Linked DNA regions of Homo sapiens: region 2 is linked to region 1. A link is a contact called in ENCODE Hi-C or POLR2A ChIA-PET data. All regions are on one chromosome and are shown on one strand. Each heading gives the region's core, a stretch centred on a gene start or an enhancer-like site at or near the end of the contact. The rest is flanking DNA. Distances are from core to core; before and after follow the strand shown. Region 1 has its middle 28 kb from the start of MIRLET7I. Region 2 overlaps PPM1H (protein phosphatase, Mg2+/Mn2+ dependent 1H).

The links. Hi-C counts contacts between places; a loop is a spot of excess contacts on that map. ChIA-PET counts read pairs that join two places held with the same protein, here RNA polymerase II (POLR2A). Pooled maps may share reads with other maps.
Region 2: a loop to region 1 is called in a pooled map, with 2.5 times the contacts of the local background. The contact joins two enhancer-like sites. A Hi-C loop is called at or near these places in 2 of 168 maps with a recorded cell type or tissue (GM12878 and esophagus muscularis mucosa), 5 of 37 single-sample maps with no recorded cell type and 11 of 50 pooled maps. POLR2A ChIA-PET finds 5 or more read pairs at or near these places in 2 of 52 experiments (A549 and PC-9).

Annotation. Positions count from the first base shown.
Region 1 is chr12:62,630,329-62,633,028 of GRCh38, forward strand. No RefSeq gene overlaps it. Among named protein-coding and RNA genes, the nearest start is that of MIRLET7I, 28 kb to the left of the region's middle. RefSeq lists an enhancer at 1-478. Within about 2 kb of position 1,408, at least 26 of the 41 ENCODE cell types and tissues checked have a DNase peak (open chromatin) inside an H3K27ac peak, as active enhancers do.
Region 2 is chr12:62,743,427-62,746,126 of GRCh38, forward strand. The region is part of intron 4 of PPM1H (protein phosphatase, Mg2+/Mn2+ dependent 1H); the gene reads right to left. Among named protein-coding and RNA genes, the nearest start is that of MIRLET7I, 140 kb to the left of the region's middle. RefSeq lists an enhancer at 1,909-1,958. Within about 2 kb of position 1,322, at least 5 of the 41 ENCODE cell types and tissues checked have a DNase peak (open chromatin) inside an H3K27ac peak, as active enhancers do.

The sequences.
Region 1 (2,700 bases), core at 158-2,657:
AAAGGACCTCTGTGTTGTATGCACATGCTGTGGCTTGTGGCCCAAACAACCCCCAAATCCGTTTTTGTTGTCCTGGGAGGTAATCCTTACCTTCCACTCCACTTTGCTCTTTAATGAGACTAAATGGGCCACCTTTGTTTCTTCTCAAGCAGCATTTGATGAGACTAGTCAGCGATGACAGGCAGCTTTCATCCCCCACTGAGCCAATTCCACCCGGCAGGATTGCACTTGCCCACCTTGATAGGTGGCAAGACAATTACTGATGGCTTTCTAGACCTGCTTCAAAGCTTCCTGTAACCTGGCAGCGAATGAAATGCACAACCTTCCAACTCAATGACATTTAAGGCAACCACTCATCGGTTCAGGCAGCAAAATAAATTGGTACTCAGCTGCTCCCAGTCTATTTTTCTGGTTAGAACTATAAAGAAAAGAAATGATTGTGCCACTGCATGTGTGACAACAACCTGCCCCCTCCCTCAAGCAATCACATTCTCTTGCTCTCTCTGGCTTTGTTCTGGTCCACCTGAAGAACAGAGTGTTAAGGATTATATTTGGAGGTTGCCTAGTGCTATATGTCTACATCTGAGTCCTACACATACAGATAAATATGATGAATGGATATACATTTAAATTACATATCCACCCCTACTGAATTTGTCATTCATTCGTATGAAAATATTTTCCATTAAATATGATAACTCCCTAAAATTCTTATTTAGTCCTTTATTCATGGGACTAAAGTTGCATCACTCAATGGTGACATTTAAAGGACAGTTAATACTGTAACACAGAATAATGACCTTGTGAAGTGTGGTGTATTTGGTGTGCTTATCCAATAATTTATAGATTCCATAAATATTAGTTATGATGTATGAAGAGAACTCAAAAGGCAAGAAATATTTTTCCCAAGGATTGTGAAATGTATCATTTTAAAAAGCATGTTCCAATACTTACTTGCTTCCTGATTTCCCCAAATTTCTTCCCTTCTAAGCCATAAGTGTTGTGTTTCTCCCCCAGTAGTCAAACATTAACAATAAAAACAAGAAAACACTCTTCCTCCCTTCCACCCACCAAACACTGATGTCTTTGGTCTGTACAAACACGAAGAAGAAAAAAAGGAATCAGTCAAACCAAATGATCTTCACTCTCTTTCAGACTAAATCTGCTTTAATCAGTGTGCTAGCACCTTCTGTCAAACTCCCCGACTGCTTAAAGCAATACATTATTCCTTCAGTTTCGGCAAAAGTTAAACCTTTGCCAGCCCCAAAACTGACTCTACGTGGAGGCTGTTGCCAAGTTGATTTTTCTGGCTCAGCCGGGAGGCTGCTCCCTGGCTCTGTTCTAAATTAATAAGGCCAATCAGAAATGCACAAAGCCTGGACGGCCAATCATTCTTCTCGAGGCTTTTGCCATCTCCTCCGCGGTCAGATAAATCATGTTAAAGCCATTCCACCGATGACCATAAATTAGGGGGCCTGGCCGCCGTCCCTCCCAAGGACACCGCAGACTGAGATTATTCTGTCGGCCGCACTCGGCCCCCAAGGAGTAGCACTGCGAGGGTGGAGGGTCCTCCAGCGCGGGGGCGGGGGTGTAGGCCCCGAGTGATTTCCTGCCACAGTGCCGGAGCGGGACTGGCGCTGCCTCCCGGGTCCAGGTTCCAGCCGCTCCCAGCTGTTGGCGGCGCTGCTGAGATGATGGCCTGGATCCCCCAGGTTCCGGGACTCCCCAGGTGGCTCCCCGAGGCTATTTACAGCTGAGGTTCGGCCGGTGATTGCTGGGACGGAAAACTCATTTCTCAGCCTGGCTTTTATTTACACTCTTATTAAGGAGGCTTTCATTCGTGTTGGAATGGCAGCGAGAGGCTGCGGGCCAGGCGGCCGAATGGGTCGTGCCCGAGCGACAGCGGCCGCCTGCGCCGCGACCTTGAGGGCAGAGGAGCGTGGGCGGCGTGCGGGGACAAAGGCGCGCGGGGAGCCTGGGTCACGGCTCTGCAGCAGACACGGGACCTCCACGTTTCTACCACCCCGGAAAGTTGAGCGCCTTGGGGGCTGCATTTCTCCCTTTATTGGTAGCTGGTTCGGCTCGCCCCTTTGCCCGACCACACGCTCTTTGTAAATACAGAATAGGACAAAACGGAAAGAGTGATGTGCTGTCCCCTCCGTCTAAAACCCTAAGTAAATACCCAGTCCTCCCCCAGACTCTTCTCCACCTGTGGTTCAGGTGTCTGGGAAGAAGGCCCTGCACGCCCGTCCGCGCCTCCCCTGCCCGGGGGAGCCCCGGGTAGGCAGTGGCCAAAGACTCTGTAGAACAACTCCCGGGAGGGCAGGCTCGCGGCTGCTCCTCCCGTTGGCAGCGCCTCAAACCCTGGCAGGCCCGCGTGTGTGCATGTGAGCCTGCATGTCCTGAGAATCCCCCTGCAGCCTCGCACATCTGGGTCCCCTAGCCATGCATATTCATGCCCCAGAGCAGTAAACCCAGGTCAGCTGCTCGGAGACAGTGAATCGAGTTCTTGAAAACTGACCAAGCCCGTGACTTCAATAAAATGAAGACAGAGCTGTCTTTTCTCCAACTCCTGAGCAAAGCTCATAACACTTGAGGCATTTTTGTTTTTTTCTGAAAGGGACAAAAGAAACGGGGGAAGTCAGCTGTAGGAGTGGTGTGGAGAGTGTGTCTACAGTTCTTCCATTGCTGTAGAAATCG
Region 2 (2,700 bases), core at 72-2,571, 110 kb after region 1:
CTAACCAATGAGAATTTTGAGTTACAGACTAATTCCTAGAAAATCCCGCTACTTCTCTCCTCTAATGTTATATTTTGGAGTTAAAAACACATATCTTTATTCCCCTAGTCTAAATATTAAGTGGTTAAGAGAAACAGGGAGGGTAAAACAGGATGGTCACTTCGAATATTAACTTGATTTTACAATTTTTCTTAAAGGGATCATATTAACTCTTGTTAAATCTCAACTCAGTGTGATGTTCTCAGAGCAGGACTGACATGTGCCAACAGGTATTTAACAAACAAGCAGAAGAAAAAAAGCTGATAAAAAATATGATTAGGCAACTGACAGAAGGAAAAATGCAACGATTAATAAAGATATGAAAAGATGCTCAATCTCACTAGTCCATGAAAATGCACACTAAAGTAAAAGCAATATATAATTCTGCTCATTAGGTTGGGAAACATTAAAAAAACAACAATATATAGTTTTCATAGAGTAAAAGTCACTTTCATAATGGGAATGGAAATTGTTACACCTTTTACATTGATTACAATTATAATTACATATCCAATGGTTCAGTCATTCCACTTTTGGGAATACATGCTAAAGAAATAAAAGACTCAGTACATAGGATATACATACAATTCAGACTTTTGACGTTATTCATTGGGGCAAAGACTGGAAACAGCCTGAATGTCTGTCAAAAGGGGAACTGTTGAATGGATTGGTTTGTATTCTATAAGCCATTATACAGTCATAAAAAAAAAAAAAAAAAAAAAAGGCCAGGCGCTGTGGCTCACACCTGTAATCCCAGCACTTTGGGAGGCCGAGGTGAGTGGATCACTTGAGGTCAGGAGTTCAAGACCAGCCTGGCCAACATGGTGAAAACCTGTCTCTATTCAAAGTATAAAAATTAGCTGGGCGTGGTGGTGGGTGCCTATAATCCCAGCTACTTGGGAGGATGAGGCAGGAGAATTGCTTGAACCCAGGAGGCACAGGTTGCAGTGAGCCGAGGTTGCACCACTGCACTCCAGCCTGGGCAACAGAGTGAGACTCTGTCTCAAAAAAAAAAAAAAAAAGGAGTGAAATTCTATTTTGTGACCTGGAGTTATCCATGATATAGTAAGTGAGAAAAGTAAACTGCAGAGTAATGGGTGGTACAATCCCATTTTTGTAAAAACAAAAACTATATATAGATATTCCATCTATGTGAGGAGTCTGATTCCATGCCCGAATCCTGTGTGCAATGTTTCAGGCCTGACCACAGGCCATTACAAAGGCTCTGCCCAGCAGGCCTCACGGGGGAAGCTGCCCTCTCCACACCGGATGTGGTGCACAGTCCCTGCACTGCAGCCGCCAGGACAGCTGCAGCCCAGGACTCATACCCCACTAGCCTAGGAGTCTCCACTGAGACACTTCTCTGCTCTGACTCAGTCTTCTTATAGTCCTTCCCCTTCTCTCCCTGGCCCTACAACCCTCGGTCCACAAAATGGCAAAGCCTTTAGTTCAGAGCTCTGGGCAGTGAGACTCCCTCCTGCCAGCGCTGCATGTCATCTGCCAGACCTTCACCTGGTGCCGTCCTATGGGGAAAAATGGAAGAGCACTTTCCTCTTTGCCTCTTGCCAGGACTACTGCAGTAAGAGAAGAAAGGTTTGGTTGTTACTTTCTGTTTGGTTCATTGTCCTAACTGACCACCTCGACACCTAGCAGCTTGATAACATATAATTATGTTTCAATGAGTGGCAAGGAAGTTATGGAAGTGGGAGAGAAAGTTAATTTTTCTTTTTAAAAAATTTTATTATTTTTAATTTTTTAAATTATTATTATTTTCTTTATAGAGACGAGGCCTCACTATGTTGCCTAGGCTCGTCGCGAATGCCTGGGCTCAAGCAATCCTCCCACCTCAGTCTCCCAAAGTGCTGGGATTACAGGCATGAGCCACCGCACCTGGTTAACTTTTCTTTATATATTTTTGTATTATTTGACTGTTACAGGAAACGTATGCTCCTTTTGTAAGTTTGAAGAGGAACTGATTTGTCCAGATTTGGCTATGCAGTCACAGAAGACCTAGAGTCTTCCTGAATGCTGATTCATCTTTGTAATGTTACCACCCTTCATGACCCCATGTGCCTCAAGCACCTCTCCATGAAGTTCTTCTACTAGGTGGCCCAACCACATCTCAGAGGCCATTATTTGGAGCTCAGTCACAGCAGCACAACTATCCTGCATCTGTTTCAGGAGCCACTAACTAAGAAGCCAGTGACTGAATCTTCTTAGAAAAATAAGAACTGGTTAAGCCTAAAACTGTCTGTACTTTTCTACATCACTTGTGCTTTATGGAAAGGACCCAGAAAAATAGGTTTAGAACTGCCAATCACATTCAAAATAAAAGTATAAGAAGAGGTTCCAAGTGAGGGATTAAATGCATGCATGACTAAAGAATTCATCAGCTCTTTGATTGAAGGTTAGATCTTGTTAATCTTAGCCATATAAAGAAGTCTAGACCAGGCATGACGGCTCACACCTATAATCCCAGCACTTGGGGAAGTCAAGGCAGGAAGATCACTTGAACCCAGGAGTTGGGACCAGCCTAGGCAACATACTGAGACCCTCGTCTCTACAAAAAAATAGAAAAAATTAGCCAGGCGTTGTGGTACATGCCCATAGTCCCAGCTACTCAGAAAGCTTAGATGGGAGGATCACTTGAGCCCAGAAAGT